Linked DNA regions of Homo sapiens: region 2 is linked to region 1. The links are chromatin loops, found by intact Hi-C in ENCODE. Cell type or tissue: PC-3. All regions are shown on one strand. Links, peaks and the distances in the headings refer to the core of each region. The heading gives the core; the rest is flanking DNA.

Region 1 (8,025 bases), core at 1,493-6,492:
AGTGTTTTATTTGTTGTTATAACTAAGTAATATTCCATTGTAGGGATATGCCATGTTTTATTCATCCATTCATCAGTTGGCGAGTATTTAGATGTTCCCCACTGTTTGGTTATTCTGAATAATGTTGCCTTGAACATTCATGAACAAGTTTTTGTGTGGACATATGTTTTTATTTCTCTTGGGTACATACCTTGGAATGAAATTGCTGGGTCATATGGTAATTCTATATTTAACATTTTAAAGAACTGCTAAAATGTTTTCCAAAGCAGCCACACCATTTGACATTCCCACCAGCAAAGCACAATGCTTCCATTTTCTCCATATCCTCTCCAATCCTTGTTGTTTAATGTTTTCATCATAGCCATCTTAGGGGGTGTGATGTGGTATCTCATAGTGGTTTTGATTTGCATTTCTGTAATGACTAAGGATGTTGAGGATCTTTTCATGTTCTTATTAGCCATTTGTATCTCTTCTTTGGAGAAATGTCTACTCAAATCCTTTGCCCATTTGAAAAACTGGGTCATTTGTCTTTTTATTATTGAGTTAAAGAGTTCTTTTACATTCTGGATATAGGTCCTTTACCAAATATATGATTTGCAAATACTGGATCTCATTCTGTGTTGTCTTTTCACCTTTACGATGATGTTGTTCACAGCACAAAAGTTTTTATTTTAATGGAGTTCAACTTATCTATTCTTTTGCTGTTTGTGCTTTTGGTGATTTATTTAAGAAACTATTTTCTGACCCAAAATTGTAAAGATTTACTTCTATGTTTTATTCTAGGAGTTTTTCTAATAGCTATTTTGAAGTCTTTGTCTGCTAAGTCCACTATACAGACCCCTTCAATGGCTATTTCTGTGGCCTGTTTTTTTCCCTTGGTTTTTGCATGTCTTGTAATTTTTTGTTAAACACTGGCCATCTTAGCTAATATAACAGCTCTGAATACCAATCCCCTCCAGAAATTGTTTGTTTATTTGTTTGGTGATTTGGCTGAAATAATTCCACATTCTGTTTCTGCTGCAATGTGCAGCCTCTGATGCCCCTGCCCAGATTTTTTTCTGTTTGTTTTCATCTTTTAGTCTGACTACCTAAAGGTCACTCCTGGGTTGGCATAAACCATTTATTGGTCAAAAGTTGTGTTTAACCTCTTTCACTAGTTAGATTTTTTCCCCCTTTACCAATGAATGTGTGTGTGGCCTGGAGATTTCTATTACAACTCCAGGAGTTTACTTTTTTTGCCCCACATTCAGCAAGGGACTAGTAGCTTGGAGGTTCCTTCTATAATCACTCCTGAGAGGGTGCAGCCCTAGGCAATCACATAGTGTTCTACAAGGCCAGAGGTGAGTGTGAGTTTACTTTTAAACCTGGTTTTCTAGGAGTTTCCCTTTGGTCAGAGTAGCTTCTTGTCAATCAGCCGTCAAAGGTGATGTTTAAATCCTTTGTTCTAGTAAACTGTCTGCCCTGTGTTAATGGCTCTATGTGCAGCTCAGGAGATCCTTTCAAATCAGTCCTGCATCCTGCTCTGATGGCTCTTGACTAGGCACAGCCTGACCCATGGGCACATCCCTCTTGACCCCAGAATTGACTGTGGTCCCAGGAGAGCTCTTCTTGGTTTTCTCTTTCTCTGCTTCTCTCCAATAAGCCTCTGTACTGCCATTTTTCTTGTACAAATGATGGCACTCCAGCCTGCTTTAAACGGCCCTCCACTAAGATCTCCATTGTTTTCAACAGTGGCTTTAGATATGGAGTTCTCCACACTGTTCTAAATGAAGTCAGTTCTCTTAGGCAGAGCTGCAGGGCTCTTTGGTACTTAGGATCTGTCTTTGCCCTGGGCAGAACCCCTGTACCACTGAACCATAGCTGAGCACAGGGACCTGTGTTAACCAAAATGGCATCCCACTCTAAGAGTGGTCAAGGTGGCAGCTCCTGATCGTTTCTCGCCACTGCTAGCATGGAACCTCCACCCTACTGGCAAGTTGAGGTGGGAGCAAAAGGGCTCCAGTGTTCTCAGCCTTTGCACCTGGAATAAAGCTTCCATCCTGTGAGTCAGGGCTGGGTCGGGGTTGGAAACTCAATCCTTCTGGCCATGCCTGCTTAAAATAGAGCTTCTGCAGCATGGAACTGGGGAAGATAAGAAATGGCAGCCTGACCCTCTCTGGGTGAAACTGCAGCTCCAGGCTAAGGACTGGGTGGAGAGGCAGCCACAGCCTTCTTGGCTTCACCTGCCTGGAGTAGAGCTACTCTAGCATGAAGCTCTGGGTAGGGGTAAAGGGATGCATTCTGGCTCAAATGCCACAGACTCTCACTGTCTTTACCATAATTTAATAGGTTTTTCTTGAATGACTCTTTCTCCATTTGCTGCATGCCTTTGGGACAATTTTCAGAGACTTAAATGATTGTCATCTGTAATTTTCACTTGTTAAATGGTTTTTCTGGGGAAAAGGTCCATCCAGATTCTTACACCTTCATTCTGCAAGTCTTAAATCCACAGAACCCATTATTTGATGAGGATAGGCTTTATTCATCCACTTGACAAATATTTATAGACTATGAATTATGTGGCAGGCAATGATTTGTTGCTCATCAACCTGTGTTGTAAACTGACTATTTCAGGTTGATATGTATTTAACACTCATATCCAACAGGATCAAGCACACTACATCCAACAGGCCATGTCTGTTTGGGCTCTGTAAATGTCTACAGCACTCAGCACAAGGCGGGATGTAGTTTATTCTTTTTTTTCGCTAATCTCTTCCTGATTTCCCTACTTGATTAACATCACATTTCCAAAACTATGTATTTTTCTGAAGTGTTCATTTCCTCTTTGTTTAGCAAATCACTGTCGATTGTCTATTATTTGTCCCTACCAAAATAATGGTAGATATTTTGCTACCATTTTTTAAACGTGTAATAGGCATTAGGTTTTTTTTGTTTTTTGTTTGTTTGTTTGTTTGTTTAAGCCACAGTTTCGCTCTTGTCACCCAGGCTGGAGTGCAATGATGCGATCTCAGCTCACTGCAACCTCCGCCTCCTGAGTTCAAGCGATTCTCCTGCCTCAGCCTCTGGAGTCACCCAGGCTGGAGTGCAATGGCATGGTACCAGCTCACTGCAACCTCTGCCTCCTGTGATCAAGTGATTCTCCTGCCTCAGCCTCCAGAGTAGCTGGAATTACAGATGCGTACAACCATGCCCAGCTAATTTTTGTATTTTTAGTATAGATGGGGTTTCACCGCTGGTCTCAAACTCCTGACCTCACCTGGATCACCACCTGCCTCGGCCTCCCAAAGTGCTAGGATTACAGGTGCAAGCTGCTGCACCGTGCTAGCATTAGGTCTTTGCATATGCAATCTCGCTAGTGCTAGCATTAACCCCATAGGGAAGTTCTAATCCCATTGTGCAGATGAGAAACCTGAGACTCAGAAAGGTTAAAAGAGCTTTTCTCAAGTTATAGCAAATAAGTGGCAGAGCTGCACTTTGAGCAGAGAACTGCCTGACTCCAAAGCTGGTTCTTTTTCTTCCATGCTAACCTACCCTGACCTTCTACTTGTAAGAGGAGAAGAGAACTATAGCAAGTTTGAGGAAAATCATCTCCAACACCCTGAATCATATACAGCATTGCGTGGCTTGGAAGCCTGCCGGTTTCCCAAAGCTAATATGTGATCTGGCCTCTTCGTGCTTGCAGCACTTTGGGACACAAAATGACTAACAAAGAACCACAGGAGTGAACGGAGTGACCTTGTTGCACCATGCCAAGCCCCCCAAATGACCCCAATTAAATCCACAACCTGGCTTATTTACAAAGATGTAGCTCACAAAATGGCAAATATATTAATAACTCGACCACAACCGATCTGGCCCTCGTTAGCTGTGTTGTAATGAGAACTTGTACTCATATCATTATGAAACACATATTTACGACAGGAATTGTACTGAATCCAGGCTTCTCTGACCCTCCAGGAAAAACCAATTAGGAATGGTGATGCCTATCTACCTATTTCTTTTATTTTTAAAATTTTTGTGGGTAACTTCTGGAAAATTGATTTCATAGTTAGAGTTACCCTTGATGGTGCTGAGATGGGTGTGGCTGACTTGGGGATGAGAAGTGGGTAAGTTCAAGGATGCTTGGGAGGTGAAAAAAATCCCAAATAGGCCTTTTTTTTTTAATGGCTCACAGCCTAAATGGAATTAAATAATTAAAAATTAAATACAGTAAAGTTGATTTTGTTTAATGTTATAAATGCTAATCTAATCTTTATTTTCCTGTGTTTCACTTAAATTTTTACAAACTTTTTTGGAGAAAGATCTACAATGCTTTTCCTAAAGTAGCTAATGTTCACTCTTAATATTTTCTTTTAATATTTACATTAAGTGTGAATCTATTTTTCCTATTAACTGAAAATTCACGGTAATCATTTCTGTTTATAAATTAGTAGTTTCTGGCCAGGTGCAGTGGCTCACGCCTATAATCCCAGCACTTTGGGAGGCTGAGTCAGGCAGAATACTTGAGGTCAGGAGTTCAAGACCAGCCTGACCAACATGGTGAAAACCCATCTCTACTAAAAATACAAAAATTAGTTGGGCCTGCTGGCACGCACCTGTAATCCCAGCTACTCGGGAGGCTGAGGCAGGAGAATCACTTGAACCGGGAGGCAGAGATTGCAGTGAGCCAAGATCATGCCACTACACTCCAGCTGGGCCACAGTGCGAGAGTCCATCTCAAAAAAAAAAAAAAATTAGCAGTTTCTAAAATAATCTTCACAGTGTTTCACGCCTGCAGTAATACAATGATACATGCATACTTCAGCATATAAGGAAGATTTATTGTGTTTTTGTTCCAGGTCCTGATTGGGCACTGGACTCTGTAGGATAGAGGAAGGGAGGCTGGAAGGTGGAAGAATAGATTCAAAGGGATGGATTATGGAAAGTAGAACATTTTAATGAACATAGTCATCATTAATATTATCTTATTCACTAGGTATTTTTTTTTCTTTTTTGCCTCTTTGTTTCTAGGGATTGCTAAGTATTCTTATGTGGCTATTCTACTTACAATTAATATATCCTTTTATAGATATGGTTTTATGTTCTTTTTTTTTTTTTTTTGAGATGGAGTCTCGCTCTGTGGCCCAGGCTGGAATGCAGTGGCGCGATCTCAGCTCACTGCATGGTTTTATGTTCTTATAAATAAAATGAAGAATATAAGTTTGAAAAAATTTGTACATGGTAGGTGTATATTTTGGGGTACATGAGATATTTGATATTTTGATACAGATACACAATGCATAATAATCACATCAGGGTAAATGGGATATCCATCACCTCAAGCATTTATTCTTTGTGTTACAAACAATTCAATTATGCCCTTTTAGATATTTTTATTTATTTATTTTATTTGTCCATAAGTTGTTGGGGTACCGGTGGTATTTGGTTACATGAGTAAATTCTTTAGTGGTGATCTGTGAGATTTTGGTGCACCCCATCACCTATGTATAAACTGCACCATATTTGTAGTCTTTTATCTCTTGCCCCTCTCCCACTCTTCCCCCCAAGTCCCCAAAGTCCATTTTATCATTCTTATGCCTTTGCATTCTCATAGCTTAGCCCCCACATATCAGTGAGAACATACGATGTTTGGTTTTCCATTCCTGAGTCACTTCACTTAGAATAATAGTCTCCAATCTCATTCAGGTCACTGAAAATGGTGTTAATTCATTCCTTTTTATGGCTGTGTAGTATTCCATCATATATATATATGTTTCTTTATCCATTCATTGATTGATGGGTATTTGGGTTGGTTCCACAATTTTGCAATTGTGAATTGTGCTGCTATAAACATGTGTGTGCAAGTATCTTTTTCAAATAATGACTTATTTTCCTCTGGGTAGATACCCAGTAGTGGGATTGCTGGATCAAATGGTAGTTCTACTTTCTTTAAGAAATCACCACACTGTTTTCCATAGTGGCTGTACTAGTTTACATTCCCAGCAGCAGTGTAGAAATGTTCCCTGTTCACTGCATCCACAGCAACATCTACTGTTTTTTTTATTTTTCGATTATGGCCATTCTTGCAGAAGATACATTGTTGGATTCAGTTAGCTAGTATTTTGTTAAGGATTTTAGCATTGTGGTTTTGATTTGCATTTCCCTGATCATTAGTGATGCTGAGCATTTTTTCATGTTTGTTGGCCATTTGTATACATTCTTTTGAGAACGGTCTATTCATGTCCTTGGCCGATTTTTGATGGGATTGTTTGTTATTTTCTTACTGATTTGTTTGATTTTGTTGTAGATCCGGGATATTAGTCCTTTGTCAGATGTATAGACGGTGAAGATTTTCACCCACTCTGTGGGTTGCCTGTTTACTCTGCTGACTGTTCCTTTTGCCATGCAAAAGCTCTTTAGTTTAATTAGGTCCCAGCTATTTATCTTTGTTTTTATTGCATTTGCTTTCGGGTTCTTAGTCATGAAATCCTTGCCTAAGCCAATGTCTAGAAGGGTTTTTCCAGTGTTGTCTTCTGGAATTTTTATAGTTTCAGGTCTTAGATTTAAGTCCTTAATCCATCTTGAGTTAATTTTTGTATAAGGTGAGAGATGAAGATCCACTTTCATTCTCCTACAGGTGGGTAGCCAAGTATCCCAGTACCATTTGTTGAAAAGGGTGTCCTTTCCCCACTTCGTGTTTTTGTTCGCTTTGTCGAAGATCAGTTGACTGTAAGTATTTGGGTTTATTTCTGGGTTCTCTATTCTGTTCCATTGGTCTATGTGCCTACTTTTATACCAGTGCCATGCTGTTTTAGTGACTGTGGCCTTATAGTATAGTTTGAAATCATGTAGTGTGATGCCTCCAGATTTGTTCTTTTTGCTTAGTCCTGCTTTGGCTATGTGGGCTCTTTTTTGGTTCCACATGAATTTTAGAATTGTTTTTTTCTAATTCTCTGTAGAATTATGGTGGTATTCTGATGGGGATTGTGTTGAATTTGTAGATTGCTTTTGGCAGTATGGTCATTTTCACAACATTGATTCTACCCATCCATGAGCATGGGATGTGTTTCCATTTGTTCATGTTGTCTATGATTTCTTTCATCAGTGTTTTGTAGTTTTCCTTGTAGAGGTCTTTCAGCTCCTTTGTTAGGTATATTCCTAAGTGTTTTATTTATTTATTTATTTATTTATTTATTTATTTTGCAGCTATTATAAAAGGGGTTGAGTTCTTGATTTAATTCTCTGCTTGGTTGCTGTTGGTGTACAGGAGAGCTACTGATTTGTGTACATTAATGTTGTATCCAGAAACTTTGCTGCTGAATTCTTTTACCAGTTCTAGGAGCTTTCTGGAGAAGTCTTTAGGGTTTTCAAGGTAAATGATCATATTATCAGCAAGCAGTGACAGTTTGACTTTCTCTTTACCAATTTGGATGCCTTTTATTTCTTTCCCTTGTCTGATTGCCCTGGCTAGGACTTCCAGTACTATGTTGAAGAGGAGTGGTGAGAGTGGGTATCCTTGCCTTGTTCCAGTTCTCAGACGGAATGCTTTCAACTTTTCCCCATTCAGTATTATATCGGCTGTGGGTTTGTCATAGATGGCTTTTATTACATTAAGGTATGTCCCTTGTATGCTGATTTTGCTGAGAGTTTTAATCATAAAGGGATGCTGGATTTTATCAAATGCTTTCTTTGCATCTATTGAGATTATCGTGTGATTTTTGTTTTTAATTCTCTTTATGTGGTGTATCACATTTATTGACTTGCGTATGTTAAACCACCCTGCATCCCTGGTATGAAACCCACTTGATCATGGTGGGTTATCTTTTTGATATGTTGTTGAATTCAGTGAGCTAGTATTTTGTTAAGGATTTTAGCATCTATGTTCATCAAGGACATCGTTTGATAGTTTTCCTTTTTATTATCCTCTTTCCTGGTTTTGGTATTAAGGTGATGCTGGCTTCTTAGAATGAATTAGGGAGGGTTCTTTCTTTCACTGTCTTGTGGAATAGTGTCAAGAGGATTTGTACCAATTCTTCTTTGACTGTC
Region 2 (8,025 bases), core at 1,681-6,680, 87 kb after region 1:
ACTAGTGGCCATCTCATCTCTCTTTTTTATATATAAACTTCTTTATGCTTTTTTTACAGCCTCATATCCATTAACCCTTCACAGGCTATTATCCTATTGCTATTTCTGCTAACAAGCAGGCTCATGAATACATACATGAGCATCAAAAGCAGCTATGGGGCAGTGATGACCAGACTCAGTACCTGGTTAACACCTTCATGGATGTTAAACATTTCAATGGTGACAAAGGAAGTGGCTTCCTAGCCCCAAATACCTGATCTCTAAATAGCATCTATGATGATGCGCACTGAGCTGAATAGTTACAGTAGTGGTCTCCGGATTCATGCCACTCTAGTATTTCCAACCATTTTTAAGGCACCTCATTTATTTCTTTTCTTTTCTTTTCTTTTTTCAAGATGGAGTCTTGCTCTGTTGCTCAGGCTGGAGTGCAGTGGTATGATCTCGGCTCACTGCAACCTCCACCTCCCAAGTTCAAGCAATTCTCCTGCCTCAGCCTCCCGAATAGCTGGGATTACAGGCATGCATCACCACGCCTGGCTAATTTTTGTATTTTTAGTACAGACGGGGTTTCACCATGTTGGCCAGACTGGTCTCAAACTCCTGACCTCATGATCTGCCTGCCTTGGCCTCCCACAGTCCTGGGATTACAGGCATGAGCCACTACACCTGGCCCTCATTTCTTATATAAAATCCTCTAATTATATAAAATCTGCTAATGCTTCAAAAGCCTAGAGTGTTTTCTATCTCCTATACTGAGCCCTGACTAATAAAGTTTGTGAGACTGTAAGTAGTTATAGACAGCAGAGTCACCAACAAGGATTTGGGAATGGTTATCTGATTTGGTTGGGTTTGAAGGCAGGGCTGATTCAATTGCCACTGAAAAATGGGAAACTGGCAGCCTGTGGCACAGTTGCAAAGAGTTATTTACACTGTCACACTGCTGGTGGGCTTACATTAAGTGCCTCTTGAAGCATGCCTTTTGGTGTATCAGTATGGCAAGAATGGGGCAACCAAGGACTACGGGGCAGGCTGAATACTTCTGAGTCCCCGAAGAGCTTAAAGAAAGGCTCAGGCCTTTACGTTTCTTTAAATTCTAAGCTCAAGGCAAAATTAGAAGATTGGAGAGTTTCTGTAACTGCCATCAAACAATCTCTAATCTCTTAAACTGAATGGGATGATGTCCAAAAGTAAGATGCCAAAGCTGATCATGCGAGTTTTAAATCACAAATTAAATTGAATTCACAGCCTCACTGGGTCTTCTATGTGCAAGTTAGACTTTGGTTAAGAAAGAGTGGAACTTTGAGAACTGAAATGAGAACAGTTGCGCAAATTCAGATGAATATGAGTCCTTGGAGCCCCCAATATCCACTGTGCCTTGCTCACCAGCAGAAGCAACCCTTCTTCCCCACCCAATCATGCCAGTTCTGCTTTGCGTGGAGACCCTGCAGTGACCTCCCCGAGATAGTTACCTTCAAGAAGATGCCAAATATCTTCATGTTCCACCACAACAATTATCATTGTCTTGTGACCTATTAAAAAAAGCCAAATCCCATCATGCCTCAGGGAGACAAGAAAGTTTAGCTATTTAAATATTTGCAATTTCCTGCTTATTTATAGCTCTAGAAGCCCAGGGAATATGTGTGATCATGGACCCATATAGGGGAAAGGCTAGATCAAACAGAAGGGATTATTATCATCATGGATTCGTTTGCTAGATTTTGAATTCAGTGATCTAATTCAAGAGAATTCAGTTATCTAATTCAAGAAGATCAAATGAAATCTGGTTTCAAAAGAGGCCTACCCTAAGTGTTATCAAAAATTCCTTGACATAATGTAGAGGCAAAAAAAAAATCCAAAGACTTGGGGAGTTAATAATGTTAAAATGGAAATACTATGCATGACCTGTTCATTCACCTTCCGTGTTGGCCAAAAGAGACCAAAGAATGTGCTCCCTTCACTAAGACACAGAGAAGTACATCTGTGGTTCAAGCACCAATATCCTTTAAAACAATACAGTGATTGCCAAGGTTTTTTGTTTTTGTTTTTGTTTTTGTTTTGAGATGAGGTCTTGCTGTGTCACCCAGGCTGGAGTGCAGTGGTGTGATCATGTTTCATTGCAGCCTCAACCTCCCAAGCTCAAGTAATCCTTCCACCTCAGCCTCAAAAGTAGCTGGGAATATAGGCACCACCACACCCAGCTAATTTTTTTTTTTTTTTTGAGATGGAGTCTCACTCTGTTGCCCAGGCTGGAGTGCAGTGGCATGATCTGGGCTCACTGCAAGCTCTGCCTCCTGGGTTCACGCCATTCTCCTTTCTCAGCCTCCCCAGTAGCTGGGACTACAGGCGCCTGCCACTGCGCCTAGCTAATTTTTGTATTTTTAGTAGAGACGGGGTTTCACCGTGTTAGCCAGGATGGTCTTGATCTCCTGACCTCATGATCCACCCATCTCGGCCTCCCAAAGTGCTGGGATTACAGGCGTGAGCCACCGTGCCCAGCCACCCAGCTAATATTTTTTTATCTTTTGTAAAGATGGTGTCTCACCACGTTGCCCAGGCTGGTCTTGAACGGCTGGGTTCAAGCAATCCTCCCAAAGTGTTAGGATTACCAGCATGAGCTACTGCGCCCAGCTGGTAGGGCTGTCTTATGTAGGAGATACTGCTGTAGAAACAGGCTGTCTGAGTTCAGTTGTGATGATAGGATTCTGGAGTGGCAGAGGACAAATGGCAGCAGTAATTGTCTCCCATGTAAGTGGCAGGAATATAGTGGTAATCAGAATGTTTTGACCCTCAAGAATGAGGTTATGTATTATGGTCTTCCTAGGATTGAAAGAGATGGACAGAAAAAATGTCAAGAAAAAAAAGTCCTAAAAGTGGTGGACTGATTTGAGTTCTCTCAATGAAAAGTCAGATTTCCTTACCCAATTTCCAGAAACTGATCCAATTTACTTTTGATCCCACTGAATAAAGAAGCCAGATATCCATGAGGAAGGATCCTATGGCACTGTCCCAAGTATGAATTGTAAACTTCTTGTCTCCTTAAGAAAATCAAAGGTATTTGCCAGGGTAATTGTGCACTGGGGAAAAGGAAATATCTAGACTTTGGGAGTATTACTGGACACTGGTTCTTAGACAGTGTTACCCCTAGGGACACAAAAGGCAACTGTGATCCATTAGTAGAAGTAAGGACTTAGGAGGGTCAAGTGATACATGCAGTTTTGGCCAGACTCCATCTTGGCCAAGAGGGTTCGTGAACCCATTCTGTGGTTATTTTCCCATTCCAGAACACAAATTTGGAATACCATTTTGGCAAGTGGTAGAATCTCCACGCTGATTTCCTTATCATGGAAGGAAGGGACAAGTGAAGTGAACCAAGCAGGGAATCAAAAACAATATCACATCCCTGAGGGATTATGTATAAATACCACTGTCAAAAACTCAAAAGGTGAAGATAGGGGCAGCAGTGACAGCATAGTTTTAGATCTTGCTGAATCTTCCCATAAAAACGTACAGAAAAAATTGGTATAAAACCAAACACAACCAATATTTACAACAAAGCTAAGTGATGAGGTATCCCCACAAACCCCAAAACACAAATGGGTGGGGGAAAAAAAGACCAACAGTAACAACAAGATGTACACGTTATCAGCATCTGTGTTGGAGAAATCAGAGGAAAGCAACAATGATGCAACTGATGGACTGAGAATTCCCCAATAAGGCAACAGATACTGACTTCAAGTGCAGCGGGCTGATTTGAGAATAGCAGTAGAAATTCCAATAGTGGCTGAGTGTAAGGAGTAAGGCCTTTAAGTGGCTGGAGCAGTCAAATCCCTCTGAACCCTTCAAACAGGCCCAACAAGGCTTCCTTCCAGAACAGAACCACACAGGATAAACTTCTGGGAGTGAAATAGGAGAGGGGCAGGGTAGGAGCAACAGAGTTAAATGAAAAAGAAGGTCCAGATCGAAGTGCAGGAGGGGAACAGAGCCAGGAAATCTCAGGGAAAAAATGAAAAAAAAAAGAAAGAAGAAAAAAAAAAGAAAAGAGAGAGCCTTTGTAAAGTGAAAAAAAAAAAATCTCAAACAAACATCTTTTTTAAAGTTCAATAAAACCAAAACCAAATTTACATTAAAATGAGTAACAAACAAAGTATCAAAATCAAATACCATACAAGGTTTCTATTAAAAGGTGAAGAAAAAGAAAAAGAAAAAGCAGAAGGAGAAGAGAAGGAGAGGAAAAGACGGAACAGAATAATATCGCTATAGACAATGAAAGCATATCTGAAAGTCATGCTCAAAAACAGATCAACTTGGAAGGCTGAGGCAGGAGAATTGCTTGAACCCAGGAGGTGAAGGTTGCAGTGAGCTGAGATTGCGCCGCTGCACTCCAGCCTGGGTGACAGAGCAAGACTCTGTCTCAAAAAAAAAAAAAAAAAACCCAAACTATTACATACTATTTTAAAATGAGCTGAAAAATATTAAGAAAATAATACAATATAAATAAAATAACAAATCACAATTAGAAAAAACTCAGAAATGACATAACAGACTTCAAGGAAAAATTACCAATAAAAGGAAAAAACTTTTTTATAAAGTGAAGATTACCAAAGGGGAAAAATAAAAGCAAATAAACATGACAAGTAATGCCTTAAAACTGGGGGGTAGAAGGAAGGAAAAATTTTACAATAAAAAATTAATGAGGAAAAATAAAGTCAAGAGAAAGTGACTAATGTTGATGATGGGCAGATAAAATCCAACATATGGATCACAGGAGTACCTGAAGCAACCCAAAGCAGGGGAACAGATCAGATACTGAAGTCTTTCCTTAAATAAAAAATAACAATATTTGAAATTGCTTACTGAAAGAGCACACTGTGTGCTTAGTAAAAGATCTAAAATGGTTGTGCCATTTATATCATTACTGTCTCTCTCTCTTTTTTTTATTTATTTTTTTTGAGATGGAGTCTTGCTCTGTCACCCAGGCTGGAGGGCAATGGCATGATCTCGGCTCACTGCAAACTCCGCCTCCCAGGTTCACACCATTCTCTCACCTCAGCCTCCCAAGTAGCTGGGATTACAGGCATGCGCCACCACGCCCGGCTAGTTTTTTGTATTTTTAGTAGAGACGGGGTTTCACCGTGTTAGCCAGGATGGTCTCGATCTCTTGACCTTGTGATCCACCCGCCTCGGCCTCCCAAAGTGCTGGGATTACAGGCGTGAACCACCGCGCCCAGCCCTCTCTTTTATAATAAATTCTCACCTGGGTGTGGGGGCTCACGCCTGTAATCCCAGCTCTTTGGTAGGCAAAAGTGGGCAGATCACTTGAGGTCAGGGGTTTGAGACCAGCCTGGCCAACACGGTGAAACCCCATCTCTACTAAAAATACAAAAATTAGCCAGCCGTGATGGCAGGCGCCTGTAATCCCAGCTACTGGGGAGGCTGAGGCAGGGGAATCACTTGAACCCAGGAAGCGCAGGTTTCGATGAGCCAAGATTGCGCCACTGCACTCCAGCCTGGGCGACAGAGCAAGACTCCATCTCAAAAAAATCAGTAAATAAATATTCTCTGTTGTAATTATTGATGTGGTTTCTGTCTCCTGACTGGACACTGACTGATACAGAAAATGGTACCAGGACATAGACCCTAAGATCTCAAAGATTGGATTTGGAGATTGATTTTTGGCCGTGTCTGTGGACTGGAAAAAATGCTCAACTCTTTGTCAATGAAAAGTGGGATTCTAGGTAATCCATGTCATGCAGTGGCATTCACAATTAATAAAATTATCATCTCTGGTCAATGTGACGAAGTGTCTACTGAAGCATTAAGTCATATTCTAGTAAAATGACTGAGCTTTAAGAAAAAAGAAAAAAAAATCTTTCAGGCTTCTAGGCAAATAGTGCACATGACTCAAAGGGAAAAAAATTATATTATCATCAGATTTTTCAACAGTAACTTTTTATGCCAGAAGAAAATGGAGTAACGTACTTAAGATCCTAAAAGAAAGAAAATGTGAGCCAAGGATTTTATATACAGCAAAACAGACCTATAAATATAAAAGGAGCAGGCAAACTGTTAACATGCAAGAACTCAAGGAATATTGTTCCCATGAACCCTTCCTAAGAAACCTACTACCTCTGAGCTGACCAATACGGTAGCTACTAGCCACATGTGGCTATTTATATTTTAATTTGAATGAACTAAATGAAGTAAAATTAAAAATTCAATTCTTGCCGGGCGCAGTGGCTCATGCCTGTAATCCCAGCACTTTGGGAGGCTGAGGTGGGCGGATCACAAGGTCAGGAGATCGAGACCATCTGGCTAATACAGTGAAACCCCATCTCTACTAAAAATACAAAATATTAGCGGGGTGTGGTGGCACACGCCTGTAGTCCCAGCTACTCGGGAGGCTGAGGCAGCAGAATCGCTTGAACCCGGGAGGCAGAGGTTGCAGTGAGCTGAGATCACACCACTGCACTCCAGCCTAGTGACAGAGCGAGACTCTGTCTCAAAAAAAATAAATAAATAAAAATTCAATTCTTCAGTCAAACTAGCTATATTCCAAGTGCTTAACAGCTGCATGTGGCTAATGGCTACCACACTGGACAGTATAGATATGGAGCATTTCCATCATCACAGAAAATTCTATGGGATAGCACCATACTAGCTAGCAAGCTTCAGACCACCAAATGATTGGAGAGTCATTGACATAAGAACTAATGGTGGGTATTAGATGTATATTCAATTGCATAACTAAGACTAAATAAGGGTTAAAAGGGAGGGATTACATTATATGTCTACATAATCTGGCAAGCTAGATATACAAAAACCATTAAAATGAGGGAGATGGAAATAGCATAGGCAAAATAAAAGTATTTTTCAGTTACGCTTTCGGTAATCATCATTCATGATGGTAGTACTAGTATTGCTATTCTGAGACTATTATATGTGTCATGTGGGACAAAGCAAATAGATAATTATAGGATATTCTACTTCTATCTTGTCCTTGAGTAGCAGGATTCTCGGTGTGGAAGAAAGGAGATACAGGTGTAGCATAGAAGAGGTTAGGTAAAACAAACCCTATAGCCTGCATCTAAATTGGAAATATCAGTACAAACTAGAAACCACGATCACCCCAGTAATAATGAGCTTCCCTTGGGCCCAGACTGTGGTTTTGAAATACCATTTCCCATTTAAAGAAAGCGTGGATTTTTGGAGAAATGGCTTACAAGATGTGCCTTGAACATGTTGACATGCCAGATGGCAAGGAAGCTATCAAAGACCCCTGGGATCATGCCAGAAAGATTCAGGAGGCAACTTGAAGAGGCTCCTATTGACCAAAGATGGGACAATTTCAGCTTCAGTAAAAACTGCAATAGATTAAAGTTCATCAAATATGTTTAAATCCATGAGTTTATAATAATATTAAAGGGAAAAGCAATGAATTGCTCACCTTGTGAGGATAAAAAGGAATCCAATTCACTTCCTTCAGAATTAAAAGAAAGAAGCCTTTACCTTGCCTATTCCATATGAACTGGCTAACCACATGGTGCATAAAGAGAAGGGTCTCTTTATAAAATTATTTCAGCTCATATGAAAACAAAGTGATAGAAAGTCACAATTTTAAAACCTCTAATAAATAAATGAGTCTAGGCCTTGAGCATCACTTGCTGCTAAAATCACAAAAAGAGCAAAAATCAGATAGATATTATATGCCTTCTGATGAAAGAACATTGCCTATCGTATTGCCAGAGGAATTGAATTTGAGTCCAATCAAGCCTCTGGATCCAGCTGCCAACTTACAGAAAATCAGAGGTTAGAGAAACACATTGAATTGCTCCATGCATATGCAATTTAAAACTGTAAGATGTTGGGAAAGATTTAAGACTTTGGGAAACTCTACAGTTCAAATAGGCTGGTATAAATTGTAAGAAAAAAAAAGGAGGCACAGAGAAGGAGGCTTAGGTTAAAAATGACTGAAACATATAAATTTTAAAATGGGCATGATTAAACTATAATATTTAATGATGCACA

What was found. A loop is a pair of places that touch in the nucleus more often than their neighbours do. Peaks named below come from ENCODE experiments on the same cell type or tissue, not always from the same donor. Only the 100,000 strongest peaks of a DNase experiment are listed, where the experiment ranks them.
Region 2: a loop joins it to region 1, with 14 times the contacts of the local background. A loop is called at or near these places in 1 of 110 quality-filtered maps.

Annotation. Positions count from the first base shown.
Region 1 is chr1:61,536,557-61,544,581 of GRCh38, forward strand. No RefSeq gene overlaps it. Among named protein-coding and RNA genes, the nearest start is that of TM2D1, 180 kb to the right of the region's middle. In PC-3, for the core only: no CTCF peak of the experiment used is centred there; a DNase peak (open chromatin) is centred at 3,725; H3K27ac peaks cover 4,269 bases.
Region 2 is chr1:61,623,835-61,631,859 of GRCh38, forward strand. No RefSeq gene overlaps it. Among named protein-coding and RNA genes, the nearest start is that of TM2D1, 97 kb to the right of the region's middle. In PC-3, for the core only: no CTCF peak of the experiment used is centred there; no DNase peak of the experiment used is centred there.